Linked DNA regions of Mus musculus: region 2 is linked to region 1. The links are chromatin loops, found by intact Hi-C in ENCODE. Cell type or tissue: left cerebral cortex. All regions are shown on one strand.

Evidence for each region. Hi-C counts contacts between places; a loop is a spot of excess contacts. Peaks named below come from ENCODE experiments on the same cell type or tissue, not always from the same donor. Only the 100,000 strongest peaks of a DNase experiment are listed, where the experiment ranks them.
Region 2: it touches region 1 in a loop (12-fold over the local background); 2 of 42 quality-filtered maps call a loop at or near these places.

The regions. Positions count from the first base shown.
Region 1 is chr17:87,163,839-87,171,838 of GRCm38, forward strand. No RefSeq gene overlaps it. Among named protein-coding and RNA genes, the nearest start is that of C330024C12Rik, 27 kb to the right of the region's middle. In left cerebral cortex, no CTCF peak of the experiment used is centred here; DNase peaks (open chromatin) are centred at 3,735, 5,433 and 6,617.
Region 2 is chr17:87,037,008-87,045,007 of GRCm38, forward strand. It overlaps Gm30421 (a long non-coding RNA gene), which reads right to left. Exons shown (of 3, transcript XR_877089.2): 3 at 2,801-8,000. Among named protein-coding and RNA genes, the nearest start is that of Gm30421, 9.9 kb to the right of the region's middle. In left cerebral cortex, a CTCF peak has its summit at 7,606 (motif pointing left); DNase peaks (open chromatin) are centred at 1,287, 1,694, 3,755, 4,961 and 1 more place.

The DNA.
Region 1 (8,000 bases):
TCTGCCTCTCCAAATCCTCCATCTTTCGGGTGCCTCTTAAAATTCTTCCAGCCTGAACACTTCCAGGTCACAATCTGGAGCTCTGAAAGTATTCACCTCTTTTTTGTTTGTTTGTTTTTTCTTTTTTGTTTTTTTGTTTTTGTTTTTGTTTTGTTTTGTTTTTTGAGACAGAGTTTCTCTGTATAGCTTGGCTGTCCTGGAACTCACTCTGTAGACCAGGCTGGCCTCGAACTCAGAAATCCACCTGCCTCTGCCTCCCGAGTGCTGGGATTAAAGGCATGCGCCACCACCGCCCGGCAAGTATTCACCTCTTATTTAGTTGGAGTCCATCAGGACTATTGACGCATGTGTCTCTCCGAGCTTGCTGGATGCATCTGGATCTTGCGCCTCCTTTGGTTTGAAACTCAGGGATGAGCACTATTTTGAACCCTTATCATTAGCTGCTATAGAAATGCCAGGAAGGATTTCTTGCTGTCGCCATATTGGACCCCTGAGGGCCTACTGGCCCCAGACATAAGCACCTGGAACATGGAGCCTGATCTAGAGAGATGTGGAAGGAAAATAGAAGGGAAATAAGCTGTCAGCCCAACCATTCTGCTTCTTCTCAGCCATGCCCACTATGTGGGCTCTGGCCAAACCAAGGCTCCGTTTTACCCTCACGGGGGCGGGGAGGGGGGATTCCATGGTTCAGTTGGAGGGAGATGAGAGGATTGTGCCGAACACCTGGTTCCTGCTGTTCCTGAGGGCTTGGTGGGTGCAAGACCAGACCCCGATGTCTGTCAGGGGCTCACGGAGCTTATCCAGGGCAGACCTTAGTCTGGAGTGTTTCACCAGTTGTAAACTCATTTCCCCAGAGAGGAGAGAACTAGGCTGGGTCTCCCAGCTCTGTAGCTCTCACAAAAGCTTGCTGTGTTTCTTCAGTCCCATCCCCACATCTGGTTGTAGTTACTGTGCTAAAAATGTATCCATCCTGCTTGCTGTGTTCACAGTTCAGAACATGGGGCAGTCCCAGTGGGGAAAGCCCTCATAAATACCATGCATTAAAAATAAATAAATAAATAAATAAATAAATAAATAAATAAATAAATCAGTGCTGGGCACTTACAGACTTCCCTAAAATGGAAGCCCAGGGCCCTCTCCTCAAGCTCTGCATGTCAAAGCTCACCTGTGAAGGTCCCACCAGGTGGGGACCCAGAACATGACAGGATCTTTTGGCTACCTAGGAAAGGCTCATTTCCAAAGCTGGAAGAACAGCAAGGCTAGGAGTCAGGACACCTGGTTCTGCCTGTTGATTTTCTGAGTGACCAATAGCCTGCCACTCAGGGTCTTTGGGGCCTTGCTTCTCCATCCCGGGCATAATCAGTTCAGTCTCCATGGCGGCTACGATTCCAGGAAGGAGGAAGAGTTATGTGTCCATGTGTTTATAGCTGTACGTGTTCTCAATGCCTACAACAGTGCCTGGCACGTAGGAGACACTTCACAAATGGGTTCACATAGATGACTGTTGTAGGGTTGTTCGGCTGTGTGCTTCATGCTTGACCACTGGGACAGGGGGCAGCCAGCATCATCTCTGAGGACCAGCATCCGTGGGCCTTTCTGCACTAACCCTGCCCTATGCAGAGCGAACGGTGCCCTTACTGCTGTGTACTGTCCCATCCTCAGCCCTAGTCTCTACTCGTTGTCACTCTGGGTCCTTTCTCCTAAATAATTATGGGTACAATGAAGGAAGGACTTTTAATCTTCAGTGTTTCCCAGAGTGTGAAGTTCAGTATACAGTAGGTGTTCAGTAAATGCCTCTCAAATAAGTGGCCAGAAGACTAGAGGACGTCCTCCTTCCCCATCTCTCCTCTCCACTTCCTTCCCCCTCCCCCAACCTCTCCTCTACCTTCTTTTTCATCCCCCAAATTCTCCTCTACCTCCTACCACACAGAGTAGCCTGGAACTCATTATTGTAGCCACTATTTTTGACCTCAAATTCGCAGCAATCCTCCTGCCTCAGTTTCCCAAGTGCTGTGATAGCAAGTGCTAGGCACAGACACTCATGCCTAGACACATACATTATCTTATATCTTAAGATGAACATTTAGAGGGTTATGCAAGACACAGGAATGAACACTCAGCCGACATCATAAAACCTAACCCTGGAGAAATGTGGTGTTTCTTACTAGAGGTTGACAAAGAACACTGGGCTCTGGGAAACATCTACACACACACACACACACACACACACACACACACATTAACAAACTGTAAGAGGATATTGGTTTCTTTTCTGCTTGCTGTGAACAAATATCTGACACAAAGCAACTCTGGGGAGAAGAGTTGCTTTATTTTGCCTCATGGGTAGAGAGGATACGGTCCCTTGTGGAGGGGAAAACATGGCAGCTGGCTCTGTAGTGACAAGCATGTGTAGAACTGAGACTTCTCCCATCTCTGTGGGGGATGCAGAGAGCTGACAGAGACTGGGGCTGGATCATAAAACCCCAAGACACATAAAACCCCGGTGACCCCCTTCCTCCAGCGGAGGCTTCATATCCTAAACAACCTCTCCAGACAGCGCCACCACCTGGTAACAACATGTTCTAATATAGGAGCCTATGAGGCCATTTCACATTCAAACCACAGAATGATCATACAGTGAACGATCAAGAACAGAGTGGGAGAGGAAGAGGGCGAGAGAAAGTCCTGAGAACCATCGTGTCACGTTTCACCAGGAAGCAAAGAGAAAGGGTGCTTAGCATTGCCTACTGCGGACTGTAGGCTGAGCTGTGGCCAGGCAATGAGCAGCTCTTGTGTCTGGGGCAGAACCAGTTCAAATGACCAGGCTACAGCAAGATGGCCAGAGATGGAAGCAAGTCATGAGCTCTCATACCGGGATGGGGTTTGTGGAGTAAGGTAGAAGTGCATGTGTCCAGGGAGATCTGGAACCCCTATGAGACTCTGGTCAGAAAGATGGCTGGGTGTGCAAGCAGGCCAAGCACTCAGGGTGATGCTGGTGGTAGGTGGTGCGCAGAACATGACCTTTCCCACTCCCGGGGAGCCACAGAGGCAGAGAAAGAAGTGGGGGAAGTCCTTCAGGAGAGAGGGCAATGAGGCCCAGGGCCAGACCTCTCTCAATTCTCAGCAGATACGTAGGACTCCTCAACTCTCCCTCCACCTTTTCTCTGCCAGGCCCCAGTTTTGTGTCACCCCACAGGGCTTTCATCCTTTGTCTACTCTCTGTTGTATTGTGTGCTTTTAAAGCGTCTAACACAGCTGGTCCTTGGTCTTTTTCTGGTCTGTCTTTCCCTAATGAAATCTTTAAGCTGAGGTATCACAGGCGCCTGGCATGTAGTAGGTGCTAAGTAAATGAACTAGTGGCCTGCTGCACAACATAAATCAAGAGTATCAAATGTTAACAGCATGTATATTGTTGCTGGGTAACAACAGAAGTCCCATCCCCCACAATATAGGTCCTGAAACTTCGGTCATATTGTTACTCTTAACCAATATATATATTTAGAATATATGTATATATTTATGTATATATATTCTAAACTTCAAATAGTCCAAGTAGAATACAATCCTAAATCTAGCCTGGTTAAGGGACACTCAGGCATGAGAGTCTCTCATGGGATCATAGCCAGCCACAGAGTGTGGGTAGAACAGGTTTCAATGGACGAAAGCTTTACTTAGCAATCTACGTGTCTTCCCAAATAACAGATTTAAATAAGTAAGGCAAACTGTGAAAATCTGTGGTTAAAAATGAATAGAGGGGTGGGAGTAAGGAGTCTAACAGATGGTCACCGTGCCTTTTCTGTGACAGGTAGGACAAACCAGGCACGCAGACACATCTCTAAAGGGCTTTTGGCAGCGGCAAGGCATGCTTAGCAGCATCCCACAGAATGAGTCCTGCACAAACAAGCTTCAGTTATCTCAACCAAGAGCAGCTCTGGACAGGTAGACATCAGGGTCTACCTGGACCTCACATGTGGCCACAAGTCATGCTCTACTAAAAATGAGAAAGGGGGCAAGATGGTTTATGCTCAGCTAAGAGCTGAAGGCCCCACCAAAAGTGAAGAGAGACCCCGAGTTGGCTGAGTTACATCCCTTCGGAATGGTATCCTCAAAACTCCTTGTCCACCTCACCTGCCACTCAGCTGTTTGGTAACTAAGACTGCACATTGCAGTGGCCTCTGCAAAGTCCTCTCTTGGCGGAGGAATTTTCTTCCCCCAGTCAGATGTATCCCCTTGGAAGCAGAGGCTAGCCCACATTCTCCAGCATGTGGTACAGAGTCTTCCCACACAAGAAGTACAGCTATACTCGATCTAATTTTCTAATATGCTCTTTTGTTTTGTTTGGTTTCATGGCAGCATCTTATTCTTATAGCCCTGGCTGGTCTGAAATTTAGTATGTAGACCAGGCTGGCCTCAAACTCACAGAGATCTGCCTGCCTCTGCCTCCTGAGTGCTGGAACTAAATGTGTATGCTCCAATATGCTCTTAGGTTTGGAGACAAGGTCACATGTCCTTAGAAATTTCCCCTCTTCATGGTCCCTGGTACTTGCATAGGCAAACATGGAAACTACAGAGGGTGGAAACCCCAGGAAGAGCTAAGCTACAGGGTTTCTACCAAACCTAGGTAGTGGGGGCAAAGGAAGCCAGTTGTGACCTCAAGGAAGAGGGTGTTATCAGTGGGTCTGCCCAGACATTTTTCTAACCCACTGGTCACAGGATTACAGAAATCCTTCCAGCCACATCATCATTAGCATCATCGACCCTCAAATCTAAGAACACAGAGACACAGGAAAGTCAGAGAGGTTTTTCCAAGGTCACAAAGTTAGGATTGGTGAGCCAGTGCTCAAACTCCACCAACTGCACTCCATACCTTTTACCTTACCCCCCCCCACCCACACCCACACACACTCAAATGGCAGTGATCACATGCAGTCCCCCTTGCCCTCTCCTGTCACACAGGGTCCCAGGTCCCTGTCCAGAGGCCACGGGATGAGCAGAGGCTCCAAGTCTTGACCGCAGTACCTTGGTGAAATCACTTCTGAACCCAGAGAGGTTCTCATCAATAATCTATAAAACAAAAGTCATCTCAGTGGGCATCTGGGCGATTGAATATGCTAATCTATGTAAAAGACTTAGAGCAAGGTCTGGCCCCAGAAGCTTTCAATAAACTCGCTCCGTTATTAATAGGATTGCTCCAACTGGAGCGTTCCAGGTCTCTCTGGCTGACCTCCTCTCCTCTACAGGAGGTTTGTGAATTGACTTCCAACACCTCCCTGTGTTTTTTCTCTCTCCATCTTCTTTGCCCGCCTTCTCTTCTCCTCCTCCTCCTCCTCCCAAGCCTGACGTGCCATTGAATCTGTTTAATTCACCCAAGGCTCAGAGCCCCAGATCCCTGAATGTGACAGATTGAGGGGGTGGGCTAAGAGTGGAGAATGGCAGAGTTGGTGTAAGAGGACTTAAATAGACTTGCACATGCTCCCCTTTCAAAGCAGCAGATTCTGCCCCACTGTGGGGCAGCTTTTGTTTTGCCTTTCCTTGAGTAAGTGGGTAGATGTTTTTCTCTGTTTCTTCTCAGCAGGGTGCCGTGTGTGTGTGTGTGTGTGTGTGTGTGTGTGTGTGTGTGCATGCATGCATGCTCCATGCATGCATGTGGCTTTGCATACATGTTCTGGTGTGATCTTAGAACCCCAGTGCCTGATAGGTGGCAAGCACTCGAAGGGCTAGCTAATGAAGGAAGCCTTTTAAAACCCCCGGTTCCTTCTCTGTGGCTCTGTTACCCATCCTTGCTTGCTTCTGGCATCCCTCTTCCACTGTGTAGGAACGAGGTTTCAGCACAAGGTTCCAACACAGTGAATGCTGGGGCCTGAGCATTGAGACGAAGCTGAGCACACCTCCAGAGATGGAAACGGTGTCCTGGAGATCAGCGGTTCTCAACCGGTGGGTTGAAAGACTTTCCCAAGGGTGGCATATCAGATATTTACATTACAGTTCATCACAGTAGCAAAATTACAGTTACGAAGTAGCAACAAAAATCATTTCATGATTGCGGGTCACCACAACATGAAGAACTGTATTAAGGGGTTGTGGCATTGGGAATGTTGAGAACTGCTACTGTAGGGTTTGAGTTAAGGGCTGATAAGAAACCCATTCCACTTTCTGAAGGCTGAAATCATAGAGGCTGAGCTCTCTTCACTTGGCCATGGTGCATCAGAGGACCCAGGCTCAGTTCTTATCCCACTGTTTACTGAGTAGATCTCACTCTGACCAAACCCTAGCTCCCTCTCGGATGGAGCAGAGCCACAGGTTACACCCCCAGTCAGTCTGACAGTGAGTGGGTGCCTCTTCAAGCTGAAAGCCAGGAGAATATGGGGCACAGGAACTGAGACTCTCCAGATATCAGAGAGAGAGAGAGACAGACAGACAGACAGACAGACAGACAGACAGACAGAGACACAGAGAGAGACAGAGAGAGAAGGAGGGACAGGAGGAAGAACGGAAGACTCTCTCAGACTCTGTCAGACCTGGTGGGACATGGTGGTGGGTGGAGGCTGGAAGGGGAGGCAGCCATTTACCGGCACAATCAACAAACAAGGGCTGAGAACACAAAGCCAGGCATTGTGCAAACTCTGAGGAAGTAAAAAGGAATTCTTATTTATAATTTACACCCCACCTACTTCCAAAGAGAATTTTAAAGGTGACTCACAGTGAAAACCACATATGAAGCAAGATCACTGAGTTAAAAATTGAAAAGCCAATCCGTGAGGAGAAAGAGAGGAAGTCTGTATTACTTAGTCACCACATGCCAAGGTCCTTCTGCCCAATGGCTCCGGTTTACAGAAGGGGGCGACAGGAGCCAGGAGGCGTGGCCAAAGCCAAGAGAAAGACAGGCCACTCAGGTCCCTAGGGGCTATCATATTTTAGAGAGCATGAAAACATTTCAAATTTTCCTTTAAAACTAGAATTTAACAGAACAATTAAGTTAAAGAAAATGGATTAATATCTAATATCAGTGGACTGGTCTTTACGCTAACAAAATCATATTTAATTTGGGGGTGGAAAAGAGGCTCACAAGAGTCAAATCTGAGATCCCCAAAGCATGTAGTGAAGCCTGGGGTACACACTCAGGCCCATAACCTGCGCTGGGACACTTGTCACTAGATCTTCAGCTGGAACATCACCACAATGAGTGGGGATTCACAGAGATATGCAGGGGACACAATCACTTTCTGTACGGTGTGACTGGAGCAGAAATGTGCTTTGGATTTCAGATTTACTCCTGTAGCTAATCTATCCTTAGCAGCTCTACTAGGTAGAGCAGGGGAAAGGAACCCTTGTTATCCAAGTTGGCAAACTTCTGACTTGCTTTAGTAATAGAAAATGGTCATTCGTAGGTGACTCGTGGGTACAGGTAAATCCCAGTCTTTTGAATTCCCCTTGTGCCCCACATTGGCAAATGATTCTGTTTTCCCAGAAGCATGGGGAGGCTGTCTGGGTTCTCCATGTATCCTGAATCCTTACTGTCTTCAACAAGTGAAGCCTGCTCCAGCACACCTATGGATTCACCTCAGATGTCACTGTCACCATCATACGTCTTTATTCTTCAACACGCCCTCACTTGCCTGGCTGTGCCCTGGCATACTAGAGAGCAGTGTGGTAGAGTTGACAATGGAAGTGGCAGGGAAGAGCGTAGGCCTGACTCCACCTAGTCTCTCCCCCTTCCCTATTCCCACAGACCACAATGATGGAAATGTCAAGTGTCCCCATCTCAAAATCTATTCAGTCAGGCTCACACTTTACATGTTAGATGGGATTCCTTTCTTCCCTTGACAATAGCTTGCTTTCCATCAGAGAAGCAAGCATTGCTTTCATGAACAAAACCCAGAAGAACAATATTTATAGGCTGTGGGAGCCTATCTAATAACCATCGTAGGATATCCTAGGAAATGTGACCCCACACAGACAGGTTCAGCAGGAGCATCCACTTATGCTGATTTCAAATTACA
Region 2 (8,000 bases), 130 kb before region 1:
TAAGTAGCTTAGGGACTACGCTATACAATGTTTAGCATTCCTTAGCTATGTGAGACTTTAAAAGTGGAATGGGCAGGGATGGGGGGGGGGGGGTTACCTGCACACAGCTCTTACCCAGATGCTGGTTTGCTTCCCAGCATCTACATGGTGGCTCGCGGCCTCGCCTCTGGCCTCCATAGTCTCCTGCACACACACAAATAGAAATGAATCTTTAACTCTGGAAAATAAGTTTAAAATTTTGTTAAAAGGCAATCTTCAGAACAAAGATGGAAAATATTAGAAAACGAATCCAGCAACACAAAACAATGTTTTGTGACCAGTGTGGGCTTACTCTGGGAATTCAAGGATGGCTGACATTTTTTAAACCTATTAAAGGTGCCCACGTTAGAAAATAATAGGAAAGCTGGATGACGTCTCTGTGTGGTAAAGATTATCTGATAAAGTCCAATGGTCAGGGCTGGAGAGGTGTCCCAATGGTTAGTCACAGTGGCTACAGTTTTATACACACACACACACACACACACACATACACACACACACACATATACACATATATATATATTTCTAGCCCCTATGAAATAAACTAGGTCCCCTTGCAAATGCCCACAGCCCCAGGACTGAGAAGGGTAAGGACAGGAGGGTTGGTCACTGCTGCTTGAAGACTTGAGCCCCAGGTTCAGGAACAAGACACTGCCTCAGAGGAACTGGAAAAATGATGAAGGGCACCTGATGCCCTTCTTCTGACCTCTGCTTCTACAAACAGGTGAGCGCACCCACACATACATGCAAATAGAGATATAAATAATGAAATATTCTAAAACCAGTTACAGTAAAAATTGTTATAAAATTAGAATAGAAAGGAGTTCCTTAGCCTACTAAGGTAACAGAAGGCCCACAACAAATGTCACAGTTAAATGTTAAAAGTTAAATGTGTTTCTTGAAAGAGAGGTGCCCGGCTTTGACCTCATGGGGAGTCGTGTTTGCTTAAGCTTAGTTCTTGCCACTTTTGTTCAAAACGCTGCTTAGGAAGGATGCAGAGGAACCCTTACTGTAAGGATAGTTTAGCCCCAGGATGAAGGTGTGGTCTCTCCAGGGCTGCATCTGAGGCCTGGTTGTCAGTGAGGGCTTACTATCATCCTGCTTCAGCCACCACAGCCAGTTCACTCTTCAGCTCCCAGCCCCCAGCCGTGTGGGCTTGCACACTAGATATGGGCACCCTCATATGTGACAAAGACACATAAGGATGCCAATGGAGGATTTCTGGAACGTTTTCTGTGGCCCTGGTGCCTTTCTAGGACTCTGCTCTGTATCTTTGCACTGCCACACTGCCTTAACTCTAGCCTTGGTCCCCACTCAATAAGATGACTAGGATCTGCTTCTGTAGGAGTCTCAGCCCTGTGCTGCCTATTCTCCAATATCCAAAACCGGTTTTCACAATTTTTCCCAGTTTTAAAGAATTAATTGGAGCAGGAAGGTAAATATGGTCCTTAGTGTTTTGCCATAGTCACCCATGACCATTACAGACGGACTAAGATGTTTGTTTTGATAAAGTTCTCCATCCCAGTAAACCCATTGTAGGCTGAAAATGTTACAATCACAGCCAGCAACCGAACATCACAGCTTACAGCAAAGCTCCCTGGATCATCAGTTGTCATCCCCCACCCGAATCCTCCTTCCACATGCCGCTGCCAGCATCTCAAAAAAGCATCTTCCTACCTCTCACTAGCCTGGGGAAAGCTCAACATTCCAGAGCCAAGTACATTTCTTCTAAATGAAGAATGCTTCCTCACTATCCTAAATTCAGAAGATCTGATGTCAAGTTATCATAAGCGGAGAACTATCTGTGGGTTTATTGGGGCTGGGGAGCACCACCAGCCCAGACTGGCCTAGAACTCTAGATTCAGCCTCCCAAATGCTGGGATGAACAAGGAAAGCACTCCCCAGGTCTGGCTTGTCTTGTACAATTTCTTAGGTTCCCCCCCCCCACAGACTCCTCCCTCCTCTAGTTGCTTTTCTCGTTTCTGCCTCCCTGTTTCTAAGTAAGCTTTCCCTGACTTTTTTGGCCATTTGTCCCATGCGGACCCAACAGGGAAGAGACTTAGATTGTTCAGCAGCTCTGCTGACAGTGATGGCAAGCTTCCGCAACAGTGTCACTAAGTGATACCTTTGACTGGGAAGAAAGTAACTAGCACTCTTAATTTCTCTTGCCTAGAGGTTCACATGGAGGGAAAGAGCCTGAGTAGTGGGTGTTCAGTCACTGGCTCTTCCTGCTCTAAGGTCCAGTGCACACCATCAGCTGTGCATGGTGAAAATCTGTTTCCCCATCTCTGGCACCTCTAGATTTTGGCCATAGTATGGAATGGGCGATACTCCTCCGCCAGACGTGTGCACAGGCGTTGTGCTGCAGGGTCAGAAAATCACCTGGTTCTCATTTGTCCTTCATCCAGCCAGTGTTCTCTAAGTCAGCTTTCCAGCCCACTTCCAGAGGTGTCATAAGGTTGTGAGCCAGTTAGCACTCAAGTGTATGCCAAACCTGTCCCCATATTTAATGCCATCACAGTTTGTTTTTTTTTTTTTTCCCATCAGTGACAGGTCTAATGCCACTTGTTTCTCTCCACCCACTCAAAGCTGCGTCCTTCGGTACCTCACTTCATTGTATTTGGGGTTCACACCATTTTTCCCCAAAATATCCATGCTAGTTTGTGAGTTTCTTCTCATTACATCAATGACCAGTACATATACACATTAAGCACAAACCTTTTTTTTTTTTTTTTTTTTTTTTTTTTTTTTTTGAGCCTCAAAAGAATTGGTCCTGATCGGGAATTGACGCAGGGTGGTCAACCAAGGCTTGTCATGTACAAAGTAAAGTCTCAAGGAGATGGTGCAACTTGTCATAAGAGTCGTGCCTTAAATGTAGTTTAATAAGCCAGAGGTTGTGGCTTTATCGAGGCTGCTTGGCGGAGGCTCCTGCAAACCCTGGATCCGGCAATTCTGCTGATCTGCATATGTTGCACGGTGATGGGTTCCTTCTATCATCTTCCTCCCTGGTTGTCACTCTCCCAGGGTAGCCTAGTTTGTGCCCTGAGCCCAGAGAAAACATAACAGCAAGAAACAGAGAAACAAACAAGTCTTCCTCCATTTGGTTTTAGAAGCTCCCTGGAGATGGGAAAAAACAAAGTAAGGGCACAGACAATGTTTGGAAGAAAGGAGGAGCCTACAATTGAGAAAGCCCTCTGAGAAGACGGGATTTGTGGTCGGGAACTCTGTCCCATTACCCACGTTCACTTGGAAGATAAGCAGTCTCAGCTGGGTTTGTAAGACTTGGAAACAGAGAGAGTACATGTTCCCTGTGACCTTAAGTAGAGTCCCCCTGAAAGTGTCAGAACCTCAGGAAAGAGGTGTGTCCCCATGTGTGTATCTAAGATCACGATGGCACACACACACACATTTTCCTCTCCATTGCTGTGAATTAACACTGACCAAAATAGACTTGCAGGTTCTAGTTCATCACTGAGATACACCACGGAGGGAAATGCTACTTAGTGACTTATTCCCGTGACTTGCTCAGCTGCTTTCTAATAAAACTCACCTGCCTATGGGTGGCCCCACCTTTAATACTTGGACCCTCCCACATCAAATATTCATCAAGAAAATACCCACAGACATGTCCACAAGTCAATCTTAACAGAGGCAATTCCTAGAGCATCCCTCTTCCCAGGGAACTCTTAATTTGTGTCAAGTTTACAAAAATATAACCAGCACAATATTCAACAGAAATATCTTCAGAGATCACTGTTTTGAGATTCCAGACCATAGACTGTCCTGCCATGTGGCACACCATCTGTCTTCCTTAGGGCTTCATTACTGTGAAGAGACACCATGACCAAGGCAACTCTTATAAGGGGTGACATTTAATTGAGGCTGGCTTACAGGTTCAGGGGTTCAGTCCATTATCATCAAGGCAGGAAGCACGGCAGCTTTCAGGCAGGCATGGTGCTGGGGACGGAGCTGAGGAGCCACAGGAAGCCAGGAGCAGTTTGACTTCCAGGAGGAAGGTCTTTTCAAAGCCCACCCTCACAATGATACACACTTCCTCCAACAAGGCCATGCCTTCTAGTGGTGCCACTCCTTGGGTCAAGCATCTTCAAAGCACCACACCATCTTTATTTTTGTCATCTGAAGCTTTGTCAGCTGAAGTTAGATGTCATAAAATGTGTGAACTAAGAGTTATATCCATCGTTCACAGCTTATATTCAGATATAACATTTCCCATGGAGAAAAGGTGCACAATTGGCCAATCAAAGATGTTCTGGAAACCAGGGGTAAATGAACTCCGCATCTATGGCATGCCAAGGAAGCCAGTAACAGAGGAAAGGCCCCTCCTAACAGTAAGGTGCCCCTGTCATCAGCTCTCAGAATCAAGATGTGATCTGAAAAGTAAGGCTGCTTCAGCAGCTCTCTCCACCCAAAACAACCTCTTTCCTTAAGCTCAAGAATGACCCTGCTTTTATGATCAGTTGATTAAAAACACAGCTAAGACGTAGTAACATTGCAAATTAATTAATTTTAATTTATGCATATTGGACGTTGTAATATGCGTGCACATTTGAAAACCCATTCATACAAATGAGCACATGTTCACTCCCTCCACAGAGAGAACTCACAGCTAACTCAAGTGAGACCTACTTGACCAAACAATTTTACATAGGTCTTGGGTTTAAAATCCGGTACGCGCGATCCCAGCGTCTGACAGAAAGCACTTGTCAAGCACTCTGCTCAGTGCACTCAAAGAAGTCAGACGCAGCCTCACGACACGCCGCCCTTTCGTGTTTGCAAAGTCTTCATGCCGGCTGAATCACAGCTTGCATTTCACTCCTCCTAACACCTTGCAACATCACAAAATATTTGCTGGAGTCTGTGAAGGACGGCTGTGGAATTAGTAAACCAGAGTGAGGCCTTCTGACGCTCCCGCCCTCTCAGCACCTTCTGTTCCAGCGCCCGCCCGCCCGCAAGGCAGCTTGAGGACTCGGATTGCTTCGCCAGATTATGACGATCCTTGGCACCATAGCCCAGGGCAAGAAGGGAAGTAGAGGAAATATTATGGAGCCTTGCAGGTGCTGGTACATAATATTGTCACTTTACAGAATTGGATTTCTAAATGACTCCACGAAGGTGAGTTGCTATGGTAACCAACATTCTCAACTTTTATATCTGGGAGTGAGGATAGCGTGGGCCATTTCTATTTGGGAATATATATTCTGGGTTTAATGAATGACATTCCATGCTCCTACTCCTAGGTAACTAGGGTACATGTAATACTAGACCAGGGAAGGGTCCTTAGCAACCATCTAAAGACACCTAGATAGACACAGGAATCTGAATCGCGGGGAGTGATGCTGTACAGGGACCTGTCTACTCGGGGACCATGTTCCTCTGTTTAGAATTTTTTAGTGTCTTTAAATTTTACACCACACTGCCTTTCCAAAATGGGCTTACACAACGTTCATGAGTAGACAAGCAGGCAGGAGCCACAGGTAAGGACATAGGACAGTGTTCACCTCCACTAAGGTGTTAAGTCAGGTCCATCGAGTCAGGTCCATCGAGTGTGCTTGCTTCTTAGAAGATTCTCTCCAGCACAGCACACGTGGACTCCGTGTATCAACTCTCATGAATTCAGAATGGCGAATAAGGACAGCATAGGAGTTGGGGAGTGGCCGGAGGAGTCCTGATGTATGTGACATGTATAAATTACTGATCTCCAAAGAATTACAATAAGCCACTATTGAAATGAATACGTTATAGTCTCTTTAGTGATTAAAAAGTTAATCCTTTCGATTTTTTTTTCAAAGCCTACCTAGTTTCATGAAACTTTTTCAAATAGACATATACAAAAAAATGCTCCTGGGTAAGAACTTGCTTCTAGTTAATAATTTATCAGCCTATAGAAAATGGAGCCATTAGAAGCGTCTGTGAGGTTCCTTGTGAAGAAGAGCAGGAGCCCTGAGTATCTATCGAGTACAACTCCTTCATGAGCAAGACAAAAGTCCAAACTTAAAGTTAAAAATTAAATTACTACAATATTTTAGTATACTATGGTCCTCGGGAGTCTTTAAACATGTGAGGGTCACTCCGAGAGCTTGTTAAGATGCAGATTCTTGTTCAGGAGGTCTGGGTAGCACCCCACATTGCCCCCATGTTCTCAGCTGGGGTCAGTGCCTCTGATCTTTGGTTTGCACCTTGAGTAAAAACGGCATAATTTCCTTGCTGTCTTCCTGATGTGTTTTCTGGTCACCTCTGACTTTCACAGGACTCTTTCTGCCTTCTAGATTCATGGTGCTCTTGTGGTGTGTAGCATCTGCCTGGCACTGAGGTACCATTGTGTGTATATATATGTCTTTCCTGCACACATTTCATTATCACTGACCACATTGTAAACCCATCTGTTTGCTCAGCTCCGTGCGTGGACTCGTTATAGAATTTGGGCGTTATGCCTTGTGGCCCGAGTCAGGTCCTCAATGAGCAATTAAAACAGCTAAATTATTAAGTGGAAAGCAGAAAAAAGGGAGAGATTCCATGTGGCCACATTGGGAAGAGGAACAAAGAGATCCATCAAACCCTTCGAGTCTGTCTCTGGGGGCATGACATAAGGTCAAAATGTAAATAGAGGCCAAGGATGTGCACATCTAAGCAGTCTCAGTCAGGATGTGGTCCTGTCCACCACTGGTCCATCATTAGTTTCATCCCGCACTGTGTCTCTTTCCAGGAGAAAAGTTCCCCTTTTGGTAGCTGCCCTTCCTTCTCCCACCATGAGATTCCTAGGCAAGTTCCCATTTCTTTGGGATCCCTTGTTTCAGATGTCTGACAGATTGAGAGACACAGTATCTCTTTAGTGTATCTTCATGTCTGCCAGACCAGTTGTCACCTTAGTTGCTGAATGAATGAACTTAGTAGCTAGATGTTCATGAATGAAGTTAGTAGCTACTCATGATTGGTTAATACAGAGGGTTATATTCTCCTTTCACCAACTATGCTTAGGTCACTCACAAGCTCAAGAACGAAAGGTCTTGCCCAAGAAATACTGAGTCTATTCTGACTTGACTCCCCTCTTCTCTAAGTTGACTTTAGAAACCAAGGGCCGTGCAGAGACTTCTAACTGGGTCTCTGATAAAACACCAATCTCTTGTGAGAATATTTTTTAATAGAAGGAAGTATATTACTGGCTTATGAGACACTGTAATAGAAGCACTAGAATATGCTAGAAAGAACTCAGATATAGAAGACAACAGATTCAGGTCCGGAGTGTTATTTTCCTGCTGTGGGTTGTGTATTTTAAGAAAAGTTACTTCAAGTTGCTTGAAATGACTTTCCTCCCTTGTAAAGCGGGCAAACTTCTCCCGTGGCAGCTGTGAGAGCTACAGTACACATTGTAAATTGCCTAGCATGGCGCTCAGTGAAGACAGATGTTATAAACTCAGCAGAATCCCTTCCAAGCAGAATTGAAAATTGAACCTTTGCCTCCGGTCTGAAAAAGCCTGCGGGATAGCGCGCGTGAGAATCATCGCGCCATCTAGTGGCAGACTACATCTGAGCCTGCGGGATAGCTTGTGAAAGAAGCATTCGCGCCACCTAGTGGCTGACTACGTCTGAGGCGCACACCATCTTCTCCATGTACCCATGGGTGGTCATTTGATTAGTGTTGTTCAACAGACATTTGTAAATACCTGAGGGGTACCAGTCCCTGTTTTTGTTACTGAAGCTACAGCAGTGAACAAGATAGACATGGCCTTGCCTTTAGAAAGTTTGTCATCAAGTAGGGAAGACTGAACATAAACAATCGACAAATATAAATTCATTTTGTAAAAAGAAACATAAAGAGTGCGGGGTCCCATGAGTCTAAGGTAAAGCTTGCCTGGGGAAGTGACATTGAAAGAAGAGCAGATTGTGGCCACCTTAGGCATGGAGCAGTCACTCAGCAGCATCTCCCTGGACAGACAGACATA